2 separate regions of the Mus musculus genome follow, and region 2 is linked to region 1. A link is a loop called in an ENCODE intact Hi-C map of the cell type or tissue named here. Cell type or tissue: heart. All regions are shown on one strand.

Evidence for each region. Peaks named below come from ENCODE experiments on the same cell type or tissue, not always from the same donor. Only the 100,000 strongest peaks of a DNase experiment are listed, where the experiment ranks them.
Region 2: a loop joins it to region 1, with 2.8 times the contacts of the local background. A loop is called at or near these places in 19 of 42 quality-filtered maps.

What each region holds. Positions count from the first base shown.
Region 1 is chr7:24,668,238-24,676,237 of GRCm38, reverse strand. Tex101 (testis expressed gene 101) reads left to right here and starts at 4,188. Exons shown (of 6, transcript NM_019981.2): 1 at 4,188-4,286; 2 at 5,555-5,659; 3 at 5,765-5,905; 4 at 6,339-6,524; 5 at 7,598-7,729; 6 at 7,836-8,000. The coding sequence starts at 5,596. In heart, no CTCF peak of the experiment used is centred here; no DNase peak of the experiment used is centred here.
Region 2 is chr7:24,733,094-24,741,093 of GRCm38, reverse strand. No RefSeq gene overlaps it. Among named protein-coding and RNA genes, the nearest start is that of Lypd11, 10 kb to the right of the region's middle. In heart, no CTCF peak of the experiment used is centred here; no DNase peak of the experiment used is centred here; H3K4me3 peaks cover 499 bases.

The DNA of each region.
Region 1 (8,000 bases):
GTCATTGGATCCACAATGGAGAGATTGGAGTGGTGGGTCCCAGGCATGAGATGGTGCCTGCCCACATTCAGGGTGGGTTGTCCACATGAATTATTCCCACCTCAGTTAATAATCTCTGGAAACACACTCAGCAGTCACAGCCCCAAAGGTGTGCTACATTAGTGCCCTCAGTGTCTCCTTTTCAAATCACCTTGTCAAATACATTAATCACCATACATATCATACAGTCTTTTTATTTGTCTAGATGGAAGTTGGAGTCTTCCATTTAGAAGAGTTTCTATCCCATGAGTCACTGCTCCATCATTGTAACGTTATGTCCACCAGGAGTTCACATAATGAGGCAAAGAAGAGGGCAGAGATTATAGAGAACAGCTCCTCAGAACTGGGGTTACAGTCTGCACTATCAAAACTGCCTTTTACAAGACATCTTAACCCCCACCCCAACCTGCCTTGGCATCTCTTCCTGGGCTTATGGGAATGTGCCATCACACCCAACTAAACAGAATCACTCACAGATGTAACATCAGAATACAGGGGAAACCCATGGTGCCCAAGGAACCAAGGAACAAACCCCGTATGTTAAACATGTTGCTGTGGCTGGAGAGACAACTGTGCAGTCAGAAGTGCATCCTGCTCTTCCTGGTTCCCAGCACCCAGGTTCCATGGTTCCAGCCATGCCCAACCCTACCTCTAGAGGCTCCAATCTCCTGTTCCTGAACCCTGAGGGCACTGCCCTCACATGCCCATACCCACAGGCAGATACAGGCACAGGCACCTGATTAAAAATAAACCTGAGAGGCTGAGGCAGAGGGATTGAAAGCTTGAGAGAGACAAGACTGCACAGCAAAGATCTGTGGGTGCAGAATCCACTTAGTGCAGCTAGCTCAGGACCACAGATCTGGGTGTGGCGGCGGCACACACCTTTGATTTCAGCACTGGGGAGGCAGAGGCTGGTGGATGTCTGAGTTCAGTGCCACTCTGTTTTATGGAGAGAGGTCAGGGAATTCCAATGTCTCACAGAGAAAGCCTGTCTATAAATAAATAAAGCAAGTAATTAGGATCACAAAAAGAGATGGGGGGGAGGGGGAGGTGTGACACAGCACTTCACCCCTGTTATTTCAGCAGAAGCCAGTTGAAGCCAAAGCAAGATGATTACCACAAGTTCAACATCAGCCTGGTCTACCCATGGAGTTCCACGTCAGCCACAGCTACCAATATACAGGAGATCCTTTCTCATATAAATAAATAAATAAAGCCTCAGGTCCACTGTGAACTTGGCTCAGGCAGGCCTCAGGTCTGGGGATGCTGTGAACTTCGTAAGTTTGCAAACTTACATGAAGGGGCTCTATGAGAGATTGCAATTCCCTCCTAATGAGCATACCCCCGAACAGAAGCCCGCCCTCAGTTTTGGTGTGTGGCAGTTGCTGAGTCCTTAGGGCATGGCACTACTTAAGAAGGATTAGGTGTGGCCTTGTTGGAGTAGGTGTGGCCTTGTTGGAGTAGGTGTGGCCTTGTTGGAGTAGGTGTGGCCTTGTTGGAGTAGGTGTGGCCTTGTTGGAGTGTGTCAGTGGGGGTGGCTTTGATGTTGGAAAGTCTCAAGCCAGGCCCAGTGGCTTTCTTTCTCTTCCTGCTGCCTTCAGATCCAGAGACAGCCTCTTCAGCTTGCCTGTGAGGAACTAAATGAAGTTGTTTCCTGTATAACAGTTAGCGTGGTAATGGTGTCTCCACGGTGTAGTAGAACACCGACCAAAACACATGGTAATTTCTGAACAAGTGATTCCCCAGGGAGGAGGGAGAAAAAGGCTCTACTTCCTGGTATTTCCACATTCCAGGGGTGTGCTTACTCAAAGCCACCAAGATGCCACTGACCAGACATGTGAGGACATGATCAAAAGGCTCCAGCGTGGAGGACAGAGCAGTCAGAACTTCAAGGACATCCTTGGCTACTATCGACTTTAGAGCCAGCCTGGGCTCTGTGAGATTCTGTCTCCAAATGCAAAGAGAAGACACATTTTAGTTGCATTTCTAGTGTCCAGTTCAGTAGTGTTGAGCATGTTCACGGTGTGGTCAGCAGATCCCCAGAACACACTGACACCCTGCCATTACAAACAACTCTCAGGGCTGTGGCTATAGACTGCTCATCTCCATGCACCTGCTCCATCTGCCGCCCTGTATCAACCAGGTGTGGGGTGCGTGCCTGAAATCCCAGAGCATAGGAGATGGAGGTAGGAGGGCCAAGTGCTCAAGGCTGTCTTCTCTGGCTACACTGTGAGTTCAAGACCAGCCTAGGCTAGGTTTGAAAAGAACTCTGTTCCAGGTGTGCAACAATCCTATAATCTTAGCACCTGAGGGACAGAAGCAGGGGGGAGCCCCAGGAAGTTTGAGGCTAGACTTTCTATATGGGAATTTTCATCCCTATCTACCTGGGGACACTCTCTCATAAATAATGAACAGGAATTTATCAGTAGCAATCATATAACATTTCTACCGTACAACTGTGACAGAGATAAGTGACCCAAATCGTGAGAAATATGGCAAGTGGTGACTGTCCAACAATTACTTTTAAAGTCCCATTGAATTGCAAATCCTCAGAATTTATAATTATGTCCATTTATAGAAACTAGCTTGGCTGTTTTTCTTGAAAATGTAAACATTCTCCTTCCTGGGTTAGTTAACTCCAGTAAACCACTGGCCCTCATCCCAAAGAGAAAGAACTATACAGAATAGGAAATAGTTTCTCTGATTCCTAAAGACCCCAACACATAATGTTCTATAACCCTGGGACTTAATATATGGTCATAATTCTTCCCCATTTCCCCCACAAATCACATACCTGTCTGAAGAGCATTGAATCCTAGGAAGCCAAATTCTTACTATTAAGACTAATGAGCAATGTAATTGAAATATTTTGTTTCTTACATTATCTGTTAAGATTCAAAAAGACATTTGGGGCTCTCATGGTGCACACCTTTAATCCCAGCACTCAGGAAGCTGTGACAGGTGGATCTCTGAGTTCAAGGACAACCTGGTTCTAGAGCAAGTTCCAGGACAGCCAGGACTACACAGAGAAACCCTGTCTCAGAGGAAAAAAAGACATTTCTGGGAGTCTGGAGAGATGACCTAAGTGGGCAAAGTGCTTGCCATGCAAGCTCGAGGACATGGGCCATAATCCCTAGTACCCAGTGTTGTATAAATGGTGGACTCAAGAAGAGGGTTCAGTAAAGGGTCATTTTCAGCTACAGAGAGGGTTTAACGCCATCCTGGGCTAGAAGACTCTGCCTGAACAAAACAATAGTTGAACAAAGTAAAATATATTTAAAGATCAAATTAAACCCATTTTTTTGTTTTACTTACTTGGAGGAAGGAGAGGAGGAGGGGGAAGAGAAGTCGGAGAACTGAAAAGCAGCAAAATAGCTCAGGGGATAGAAGTTCCTGCTACCAAATCTAGCAATTCTGAGTTTGATTCCCTGGACCCACATGCTGGAAGGTGGGAACTGAGAACCCCTAAGCTCCAGACATGAGCCTTGACACACAAATGAACACACACACACACACACACACACACACATTAAAATGTAATCCAAGAATTTAAATCCATGTGTAACTCGTCCAAATGTTTTGACAAATTTAAGTGGTTTTGTACGATGTGCAGGCAACCTGGGCTGTCCCCCGATTGCTACTCAGACCTACAATATTTAGAGGCACCTTAAGCTACAGGAAAGAGAGCTATATCCTCTACTCAGCCCTGAAGGTCAGGATTAGAGGGTGAAAGTCTCCATTGCTGAATGGAGAAGGAGGAAGATTAAGTTGGCACATGGGCCTCTGGGTGGGTGCTGGAACAGGGGCATGGCGAGGAATATGAAAGACCCTTTAGGTAGGTATTTAGTTCTATGGGCAAACGCCAAGTTTACTATTTAGAGCGGTGGGGGAGCTGAGGCAGTGTCCACAAACAGGGAAACACGTAGCCTGGAGCCCCCGCTCCCACATACACTCCGGGTAGCAACGGCCAGGGGCGGCGCATGTGACTTCAGACGCGGCCAGTGATTGGCTTCTCTGGGGACCAATGAGATGCAGTGATTCTCCAAACTCGACCAATCAGGCCATGCAATGAGTCACGTTCAACCAATGAGACCTCGAGTATCCTGTCCAGGCTGGCCCCGCCTTCCGTGCCTCCTGGAGCCGCACCAGGAACACTGCACACGGTACCGGTCGCCATCGAAGCTGGGTGCACGGAGGACACACTGTGGCCTGAAAAAAATTTTCCTGGTTTAAAAAGAAATAGACCGGTATTCCCCAAACCCAAGGAGGGAATGGAAGGAGGAGAAGGGGTCATGGGCGGGACTCCTGAGGGGAAAAGGCAGCCCGAGGGACCCCTCGGTCTGAGGGAGCAGCGCTAGGGGCCGGGACTCCAGGGTCGAAGGAAGAAAGGCTGGGGGTCTGGAATTCTGGGTCTGAGAGAAGATGGTTGGGGACCTGGAAAGCTGGTGCCAGGACTCCAAGGTCTGAGGGAGGAGGCTAGTGTCTGGTTTGTCAATGGGGTCTGGGAGAGGAGGACTGGGGGTCTAGACTTCTGTGTCCGAGGGAGGAAGGTTGGGAGTCTGGAACTCTGGAACACTAAATAAGATGGGGGAAAGCTGGCCCCCGGATTCCTGGGTCTGAGAGAGGAGGCATAGCGATCTGGAATTCTGAGTTTGAAAAAGGAAAGCTGGAGCCCAGGCTCCAGGATTTGAGGAAGGCGGACTGGGGTCTGAATTCATTGTTCTGAGGGAGAAAACTGGCTAATCGTGTCTGAAGGAAGAGGCTAAGGTCTAGTCTGGCCAACAGTCTTGCTAACTGTGTCAAAGGGAGGAGGCTAAGGTCTGGTCGGGCTACCGGGTCTGAGGGAGGAGGCAAGGGTCTGTCTATTGAGTCTGAGGGTGAAGGGCTGAGTTTGAGGCCCTCAGCCTGTATTCTGAGGCAGAGGGGGCTGGTGTGGGACCCCTATGTCTAAGGAAGAAGAACGAGATTCTCTTCTTCTGTTAGGAGTGCTGGGTTCTGAACTTTTGCTCTGACGGAGGACCTGGAATCTATATTTCAGTATCAAGGAGCAGAGTTTGCCTAGACTTTTGAGTCTGAGGGAATAGGCTGGCTGCCCAGAATCATGTGTCCGTTGGGAGGGAAGTAGCTGGAACTCAAACTCCTGAGTCCTAGGAGGAAGAGGACAGTGCCCTCCAAATTCCAGTTTTGGTGGAGCTAGACTCTAAGGGCTAAGATGCTGAGGCCTTGAGAGGTTTTTGCTGTTAAGGTTAAGTCCCTAAGGCTTAAAGCATAAGGCCCACTCTCCTGTGTCTACAAGTTGAAGAAAGACAGTTGCCAAAAGCCTATTGTTTAACTAGAGCTGGCCGGGTCTTAGAGCTTTGGAAACTGAGGCACGATAAACCCGTGGCCTTGCTGTCAATTCACAAGCTACTTCAGGACAGACTTAGGGTCTTGCACACCATAAATCTACCACCAAGTGGACACTTAGAGAAAACTACGATTTAACCCCTCTCTGTCTGGTTGAATTGTGTCCCAGTTCCCAGGTCTTGATCGGCTCTTCCCAACCTTAGAGAAGCCATGGGAGCCTGCCGCATCCAGTATGTCCTGCTCATCTTTCTTCTAATCGCCTCACGTTGGACTCGTACGTGTGGGGTATCTGTAGGAAATGACTGGCTCACAGAGGGTACTGGGGGAAGGGTTACCCCCACAGAGAAGGGCAGTTTCATTTTTTTCCTCATCTTCCTAGTGGTCCAAAATACCTACTGCCAGGTGAGTCAAACCCTGAGTCTGGAAGACGATCCAGGCCGTACCTTTAACTGGACTTCAAAGGCTGAGCAGTGCAATCCAGGAGAACTTTGCCAAGAAACGGTCCTGTTGATTAAAGCAGGTAAGATAGAAGAGAATGGTGGGTCTCAGCTGCCAGCCCCTCAGTGCAGGCTGACGGCAGTCCCGTTGACCGGTTTGGTCTCCAGGCCTAACTAACACCTTGCCTGTCTTCTCAGCTTCGTTTCTCTTTTTCCTCTCACTCCCACTGATCTGTGTTTATAGCTAAACTCAATACCCCGTGGCAATAAAGATGGCCTTTGGAAAGCCAGCCAAGTCGGGGAGGTGCTCGTCTCGAATGCATATGGATCTCAGTTGAATCCCCAAAACCCACATAAAAATGCCAGGCATGGGTGGCATGAGCTTGTAGTCCCAGCACCAGGGAGGCAGAGGCAGGGGGATCCCTTAGGCTTGAGAGAGAGAATAGCTGTGTCCTCTGCTTTCTCCCTGCTGAGCACTGGGCCCACTATTCATGTTCTCTACTTCCTATGTCACAGATGGAACCAGGACCGTCGTTTTGGCCAGTAAGAGCTGTGTTTCTCAAGGAGGAGAGGCGGTGACTTTCATCCAGTATACTGCACCTCCTGGCCTGGTTGCCATCTCTTACAGTAACTACTGCAATGACTCCCTCTGCAACAACAAAGACAGCCTAGCGTCAGTCTGGCGAGTGCCAGAGACCACAGGTACCTGGGACGGGGGATGAGCACTGAGATGTCAGGCTGTCTTCTGTGTTTCTGCTCCGCTTACCCTCAGTGCGCCAAACAGAACAGAGTTCCCCAAGTCTGCAGGGTTCTTTTCTATGTTGTTGCCTTTGCAGTCCAAGCCCCTCTTCAACTCACGTTCACACTTTGTAACACTGTAGATGGGAGCTGGAGAGATGGGTCAGTAGGGAAGGTACCCCTGCCTGTGCCTACCATCCCAACAGCAACCCTGCTCCCATTTCTGTCTCAAACCCACGTTCACATACAGCCTTCTTCTCCACTCGGATTTCAGCTCCTTGAAGATGTTTGCTGAGCCGTCTTAAGTAGTTAGGTGACCCTCCATTTTCTTAACTTGAATGGAGTACCTGAGGTGTAATACGGCTGATTACCCACAAACCTTTGTGCTAGAAATGTCCCTTCATTGCCGGGCGGTGATGGCACACACCTTTAATCCCAGCACTCAGGAGGCAGAGGCAGGCAGATTTCTGAGTTTGAGGCCAGCCTGGTCTACAGAGTGAGTTCCAGGACAGCCAGGGCTACACAGAGAAACCCTGTCTCAAAAAACCAAAAAAAAAAAAGAAATGTCCCTTCACTTCAGTCACCACAGTTAAGCAGAGTGTGGAAGTCATGTGGTCACTGGGGTTTCTTTTTTAGTGTGTGTGTGCGTGTGTGTGTGTGTGTGTGTGTGTGTGTGTGTGTGTGTGTGTGTGTGGTATGTATGTGTATGGTGTGTATGTGTGCATGCACACGTGTGGAAGTCAGAAGACAGCTTTAGAGAATTAATTCTCTCCTTCCACTTTCATATGGGTGCTGAGAATTGAACTCTGGTCTCCAGGTTTGTACGATAACTGCCTTTACCTGCTACATTATCCCTGTACCCCATTGGCTGAGGTTCTGATGAAAAGAAAATCAATTGAAAGAGTGGAAGGGACTTAGTAATGGTCTTGGTTAGTGTGGCCTCTACACAGCACAGGTAGGGGAGATACAACAGCCAGGACCGACTTCTCGGGGTGCTAGTTACAGCCTTAACCGTCCCTCTTTTTATCCCCATCCAGCAACCTCCAACATGTCAGGAACCCGCCACTGCCCGACATGTGTGGCCCTGGGCTCCTGTTCCAGTGCCCCCTCTATGCCCTGTGCCAATGGCACAACTCAGTGCTATCAAGGAAGACTTGAATTCTCTGGAGGTAAAGATCCCTCAGGTTTCTGGTGCTCGGGGCTCTAGAGGTGAGGGAAGACGGGGCTCCCCGTTCCCTAAGCCCCCCCTGTTGCCCCATCTTTTCTGGCTCCTAGGAGGCATGGACGCCACCGTGCAAGTTAAAGGCTGCACCACTACGATCGGCTGCAGACTGATGGCCATGATAGACTCAGTGGGACCCATGACAGTGAAGGAGACCTGTAGTTACCAGTCATTCCTTCAGCCCCGGAAGGCAGAAATCGGGGCCTCTCAGATGCCCA
Region 2 (8,000 bases), 65 kb before region 1:
GGGGGAGGCTATAGGGCTATAGTTATAGGCAGTTTCATTCCAGGCTGAAACCTGCATTGCCCAATGGTGGCTCTGTGAGAGGGGAATGGAGGATGTGTACTTGAGTGTCACAGTCCTTTGGGAGCCCCACATGGGCTGAGGAACCCATGCTCACACCACTGAGAAGTGGAAAGAAGAGTGAGACTGGAAACCCAGGAAGCATCTTCCCCAGTCCACCCCTCCTCTGAGCTTAACAAAAGCCTACTGAAGGGAGGAAAGCTTCATTATGCCTCGTGGTTTTGGGAGCGTAGCTTCATTGCTGCAGGGAAGTCGGCTGCTGCTCCCTGGCTGATGAGAACATGCACCCAGGACTCCTCACATGTGGAAGGATCGGAGGAGAGACTGCGGGTCTGGCTCCGCATGCAGCTTTTCACATGGGTTTTGGAGATCGAACTTGGGTCCTCAGCGTGCTGTGCTCCAAGCGCTATACAGGCTGAGGTAGCAACCAAGTCTGTCTTCCTAACTCTCTATAACAGGGCTTAACCTGGCTCCCCAACAGCCTTTCACAGACCCTGGCTCTGGGGCTCCAGTTGACAAGGAATGGTGTTCACAGAAGGAACCCCCCACCATCTCCATTCACACATTCTTCCTTTTACATTGTTCCTGTTGGCCAGGAACACCCAAACACCTGTTTGGAATCACCCAAAGAGACCAGTGGAACCCCCATGGTTGCCATGGTGATGAAGTACCACAGCCACTGGGACTCCCAGTTTCTGGCCCTCTGTTGGCATTTTCCCCACTGCCATGATGAGGGAGGACCTGAGAAGCCTCCATGCTACCACAGGCTTTGCCTCTACACACAAGGCCACCTCTAAATCAGTCTCTAAGGAACTGAGAGGCACACGGTGCCCTTGGAGACACGGACTCAACCATGAAAAACCTAGGACCCATGCCTCCTAAGGCAGCTAGGCCAGGCCAATTCCATGGTTCCCTGTAATGACACCATTCGTATATCTTAGTTTTGGGTATGCAAGTTGATCTTTAAAACCGACATGGAGTAGTAGATCTCTCTCAAGGTAACAATGGGGTGATGGGGTTGTCAAGCTCTAGAAAACAGTCTGTGTCTCAACAGTGTGTCGGACAGAGAGACTAGTGACTGGAGGGGAAAGGCTTGGCAAGATCTCGGGGGAGGGCCTGAAGAGCTGATGTTCCTTGCTGAGCTGTGTCTGCTGCATGCATCTGTCCCTGTTGGAGCGTGTCGGGCATATGCAGCACCTGGTCAGCCTGGGTATCACTTTGTTACTAGACAGAGAATTACATTGCGGTGTATGTCAACGACAAATCATGGGTGCCCTCCCTACAACTCAGACTGTTCCAGGCAAAGGTAGTCACAGGAGAATTCGAGTTTTTGATAAGCAGCCTTTCTTGATGAAATACTATTTCACATTCAGAGTTAGGTAAATCCCCCTCCTCCACTGCCTCACAAAACCTGGCATAGATGTTTTTGGTCATTATTTTTCTGTCTCTAACTGGACTTCTGAGTTATGGTTCATAAAAATGTCACTAGGGAGTTTTTATTTTTGTTGTTGTTTTTGCTGGGTATGCTGGGTAGCACTGTAGCCTTGAGATAGACCTACTACTTCATGCAGATGTAGCCTTCATCCCTTACTTCCTTTGATGTCACTGGTATAGCAGTGGCCGCTTAGAACTGCATCTCACACAGCACGCGGTCTTTATGTGTCGCTGGGCTCGCTGCTGTTGTGAATGGTGCAGTGACCATGGGGGCAGGCAGGAGTCCCCCAGGCACTCAGAGCACTGATGCTTTGTTCTTTGGCACAGCTGCAACCCATGGGGCTTCAGAGGGAGACATGCTGTTTCACATGGGTGCCAGCTCCTTGCTGCGAAGGAAGGAAGGGTTGACACTGTGTAGTTTCAGAACAGTTATTGTGAGTTAACAGATATGGAGCATAAGTGGACATTGTGAGTTAAAACATTCTTACTAGAGAAAAGTCTGTAAGAAAAGATTTTGTAAATCTCTTAATTATGTGTAAAATATGTCTAGAATTTGAAGTGACTAAACTCTAGCACATTGTCCGTCAGGTCTCAGCGTCTTCCTAATGCTGTGACCCTCTAATACAGTTTCTCGGGTCGAGCTGCCTCCCTCCCAACTGGAAAATTATTTCATTGCTATTTCATGACTGTAATTTTGCTACTGCTGTGAATGGCAATGGAAATATCTGAGATGCAGGATCTCTGATAGGAAACCCCTGGGAAAAAGTGGTTCGAGCCCCATGTAGGACGAAGCCCCATAAGGCTCTAGAGCCAAATGCTGCAGATCTTACGAAGTTGTGGCTTGGCTACATCGCATTAGGACTACTAGGAGTAGTATGATACTCTTGCCCAGAAGTGAGCCTTTGCTGTGTGCACATGTGCAGAGGCCAGTTCTTGAGATGGATGTCTTCTTTTATTGGTCTGCACCTTGTTTTCTGAGACAGGGTGTGTCACAGGCTCTGGAGCTCACCAATTCTGTCTCTACCCTCTAGAGCTGGGTCACAGGTAATCCCTGCTGTGCGTGGTTTTTGCCTGGGTTCTGGGAATCTGACCTCAGGTCCTCATGCTTGTTTGTCAGGGACGTTACTTGCGGACTCAACTCTCCAGACCCATCAGGTTTTTTTTTTTTTTTTTTTTTTTTTTTTTTTTTAAGGGCTGGAGAGGGCTCAGGGTTTAGAATTCTTGCTTGTTTTGCAGAGAACCCAGGTTCAATTTCCAGCACTTACATGGTGGCTCACAAGCACCCCAATTTCAGATTAGTAGGATCCGACACCCTCTTTGGAACTCCTAGAGCGCAGGGCACGAGCATGCTGCTTAAATGTACATTCATGTAAAACATTGTATACAATATAAATAAATGAATCTTTAAGAAATGTTTTTTTTTAAGTCACAGTGGTTACATTATATAGTAGTCCTCAATACTGTTTGCCATCTCATAGAATTTAATGCTCTCAGACAAGTAAGTGATTTGTGACTTCTGGAGGGGGATGGGGAGAAATTAGGCCAGATACTTTTAGGCTGTAGAATGGGCAGAATGGGTTGGTGTCTTTATGTACCAGAGAAAGCTATATCCCTTAATTCCTGTTCTATCTGGTTCTTTCTCTTTGGGGTGTAGACAGTGGTATTTTGGAGATAATTTCAGCCCATGAGAGTTGACATTAAAGTTTTTGAAGGAATGGAAGCTAGTTTCTGAACACAGACATTATTAAGAATCAAGCACATTTTCAGTTAAGGTATATTTAAAAGAAAGGGAACTGGTTGTATCTGTCCCACATTCGAGAATCAAAAGATTTTTTCCTCTCAGAGTAGTTTAGACCAAGATTGAGAATTTGAACTCTCTGCTTCTTTCTGTGTCTTCTTTCTATCCCTGTTGTCTGTTGTTAATGCCAGTCTGTGTCTAATGAAGAGACCCTAAGCTCTGGCAGGCCTTACCCTTCTCCCTTATTCCCTCTGCCTTGGTAAAAAACTTAGATTTCATCCTTTAATCAAGGTCTGTTCCCTTATTTGGCCACTCCCTCCCCCTAAGACTGACTACCAAGGTCCAGCTGTCAAGCTACTGACATCGAGCAATCAAAAGCCCCCATTGGCTCACCTAATTCACACGCCCCATCCTAACGCGGAGCTCCCCCCCTGAACCTTTATAACCTGCCATTTTCCTACGGGCCTCCCCTGTCCCTCTTCATCCAGAGGCAGTCCTTTGTCAACTTCCCATTCAGAACAAACACCCCTTGCCCCTCTCCCTTGTCTTCTATCTCCTATCTTTGTCTCTTATTCCCTGCCCTTTGTCCCTCTAAGGCAAATGAATCTCCTTCGTGCTGAGATCTGGGTCTTGGGCTATCTTGAACAGGTGCTAAGACTTTCATTGATGCTGTAACTTGGATTCAGCCTTTAGAACCCCCCCCTCCCACTTCACCTACACACACACACACACACACACACACACACACACACACACTATTAGCCCAGTTCTTGCGCATTTGGACCTCAGGCCTTCTCTATTTAACAGTGGCTAACTGGTAAGTTTCCCCCTAAACTCCTCGCCTTCCTGCACTTCCGGGAGCCCATGCTGTTCAGGTCAGTGTGGTTGGCAAGCTTTCCTTACACTTTTGGCAGCTGTACTGCCAGAATCTGGAGCCCCTCCCCCCTCCAAAAATCCCCATTGACAGGTCCCGGAAGGTCTTCAAGGAACAACTGTGTCTTTTCTTTCGGTGATGGAAACTGGGTGACTATAAGATCTCTTGTTCCCAGAGATCTCCTTACAGTCTCTGGAGATTCATGGGACACCTGTCTCTACCTTGGCCCATCAGCCTCCACTGGCGATGGGAATAGCTTCCTCCACCCAGAAAACTCATACTCAAAATATTAACCTTGCACTTCGGCACTCAAGGATAACTCTGCACCTGAGTGTGGCTCTGTTTTCTCTTCTCTCTGCTCCAAGCCCTCTGTGTGGCCCCTACCCTCCCTGAACTTTTTTCTGCGTTCTGTTGTTTCATACACACTCTGTTTCTTGTCCTATTTAATCCGCTGCGAGCTGCAGAAATACTGACTGCTCAGCATTCTGTGCCCACAAGCTGCTGTGCATGCACCTGGCATAGCTAGGAGTCACAACAACAGAATCACACCGTGTGCCCAATGTGCCCGCACAGATCCACCCCTACTGCAGCCCACCGGTTGGCTTTACAGGCCAGGCCTTCCGAAAGCCCACCTCAGCTGCCACTTCCGCGGCTGCCACCACTGCACCCCTTGGCATAGATGCTGCAGGCCACGCCTCTCAGGCCCAAGCCCTACAGGATACCGCACAGGCCACGCCCCTTGTGGCCACGCCCCTAGCTGCTGCAGCTGACCTTAGCTGGCCAGAGGCACTGCAGCCACTGGCTTTTTTTCCTTCTGCCCCTACAACAGATTCCTCTCCAGATTTCCTCCACTGCCAGCGCCTCCACTGCCAATCTGCCCGACCCACTCTGCACAGCCCAGTCCAGCCCTGGCTAGCCGGGAGAAGTCAGTGCTCATGCGCACTGAGCACTTGCAACCCCATGCTCAACTTCACTTTTTCCCTCTCTAGCAACCCCACCTCTCAAACAAACCCACACCTTTCCTCCAAGAGGAACTGCAGCTTCTGAACTACTGCGACGCCCCACACGCTGCACCTCTACAGAACCCCCTTCCCATCCTGAAACCAAACTCCCCCGCCCATCATCTACAGTGGAAGTTTAAGTCACACTGGCTCCCTTGGCAGCCCTACCTCCCCTGTTAAGGCCACCAAGGCCCAATGCCACTTTCCCAACTTAACCCTTTCCTGTCCTGACACTGCCTACAGCTTAAACTGAATGAGGAAAAAAAAAGTGTAATACTCTGTAATGGTAGAAGTTTACTGACTCTAATTATGGTTCATTTTGATGGTAAAGGATCTCCAATCAAATTGTCAACTCAGATTTTAAGGCTCAAACTTAACATGGATAATAAAAGTGTACTAACATTGTAAACTGTTAAGATAATTAAGACATGCAGGTTAATAGTCAACCTTATAAGTAATCGAATTCTTTAATGTGTTCAGAAGTATACTTACACTCATGGTTATTTACCAAAATAAGCTTTATTTAGCCTCTTGTATGTGTTCTCCAGGCTAAGCCTAAGATCAGGTATATTTAGTAAATATACCTTGGTCTTCAAATTCCTCAGGGATCTGCTGAACACGGCATTTTAAAATGTTGAAAACAAACCTTCCCACAATAAACAGAGATTCCCCCTCCTAACAACAACAAAAAAAAGTTAAAAGTCTCCAAAGAAAAGAGATTGGACACCTCACCAATGGCTCCACCTGAATTGTGGGGACGATAACCACAAGGCTGAACTGCCCCATGCCTCAACTGCGTCCGGGAACCTGCTGCACAAACCTTTGGACACTTTTGGGTTGGCTGCTGTACTCTGCCTTGGTCAAAATGAGGTCAGTTTTTCCAAGTTCTCCCTCTACAGGAAAACTTCCCTGGCCTGGGTCTGACAGGGAAGACTGCTGCTCTGAGTGACTACTGGAGATTAAATGTTGCATGTGTCTGACAGCTGGGGACAGACTGCCTCGGCAGTGAACCATCTAAGACTTGTGTACACTTTGCCTCGCTGACAGGCCTCCACTAACGAAGACTGGAGCTGCTGAAGGTCATAAGGAACAGACAGCTAAGTTAGGTAGGTCAAGGCAGAAATGAAAGATGCAAGTAATAGGGTCTAAGGATGCAGAGATTCAGATACATTTTGCCGGTGTAAGAAAAGCTTAAGGGGCTGTGGGTCTGAGAAAGAAATTGAAGGTGTGTAAATCCAAGCCATGACTCAGGAGAAGTCTGGGAACCCCTCTCAGTCCCTCTGCCTTACACAGGCTCTGCTTCAACACACAAACCTGGACCCTCTATCCCTCCAGACCCCTCGCTTAACTTCCTCCTTTCAGGGTTTTCCTCCTCTCGCTCCATCCCCCCTCCCTCAAGTCCCGTTCCCTGACTAGGAAAGGATAGCCTCTCCAAAATTGTCACAAACTTTGTCTTCTGTCCCAACAACAGCTCCCAAAGCTCCTGTATGTCCCCCCCTTCCTCAGCCTCTGTTTGTACACGCTCACGTTTGTACACACTCCCCTGTTTGTACACGCTCCCCTGTGTGTACATGCCATCCTGTTTGTACATGCTCTCCTGTTTGTACACGCTCCCCTGTTTGTACACGCTCCCCTGTTTGTACACACTCCCCTGTTTGTACATGCTCCCCTGTTTGTACACACTCCCCTGTTTGTACACACTCCCCTGTTTGTACACACTCCCCTGTTTGTACACGCTCCCCTGTTTGTACACGCTCCCCTGTTTGTACATGCCATCCTGTTTGTACATGCTCTCCTGTTTGTACACACTCCCCTGTTTGTACACAATCCCCTGTTTGTACACACTCCCCTGTTTGTACACACTCCCCTGTTTGTACACACTCCCCTGTTTGTACACGATCTCCTGTTTGTACAAGCTCCCCTGTTTGTACATGCTCTCCTGTTTCTACACACTCTCCTGTTTGTACATGCTCCCCTGTTTGTACACGCTCCCCTGTTTGTACACACTCCCCTGTTTGTACATGCTCTTCTGTTTGTACATGCTCCCCTGTTTGTACACACTCCCCTGTTTGTACACACTCCCCCGTTTGTACACACTCCTCTGTTTGTACATGCCCTTCTGTTTGTACATGCTCCCCTGTTTGTACACGCTCCCCTGTTTGTACATGCTCCCACTCTCCAGAAATTCTAAAGCCTCCCATTCCCTGTGCCCACTTTTTTAGCCGACCGCATTCTGTGGGGTATCACCTCACCTTCTCTTGCTGTACAGCACATTTAAAGACCCTTCTTCCTACATTTACAAACCACAATGCCTCCTACCATTAACCAGCCTCTGCTGGGCCTCAAACCCATCATTTCTATGCTCCACTCCTTCATGGGACAATACTCCCACAGTAACAGTCAAAGCAGCTAACAGAACCTTCTGCCCACTCTCAAGACCATTTTACCTTCACATAGATGGGTTCTGATACTCAAAAATCCTGGCAGCAAAACTAGGCTACAATCCCCCAGGGCTTCAGAGACAGTCCCCCAACTTTTTGGCCTGGCCTGCCTTCCCCCTTTTTCCTGCTGCCTGCTTCAGTATATAGAAGACCTCCCCGTCTGCAGTCTTCCCTTCTCTGATAGCCAATCTGACACTGCCCCACTCCTTGACTTCAGTTCCAAGAGTTACCAGCTTTCTTATACCAAGTTTGCAAACACTTTCTTAGACCAACCTTTGCCCCCCCCCCCACCCCGTCGCTTACCTCTCCCAACCTAGGCAGCACCATCCACAGACCCTCTGCTCACCTCTGAATCTAATTAACAAACCCTGGGGTCCACTCCCACAATCCATCTCTCTCTCTCTCTCTCTCTCTCTCTCTCTCTCTCTCTCTCTCCCTCTTCCTAACTTATGATC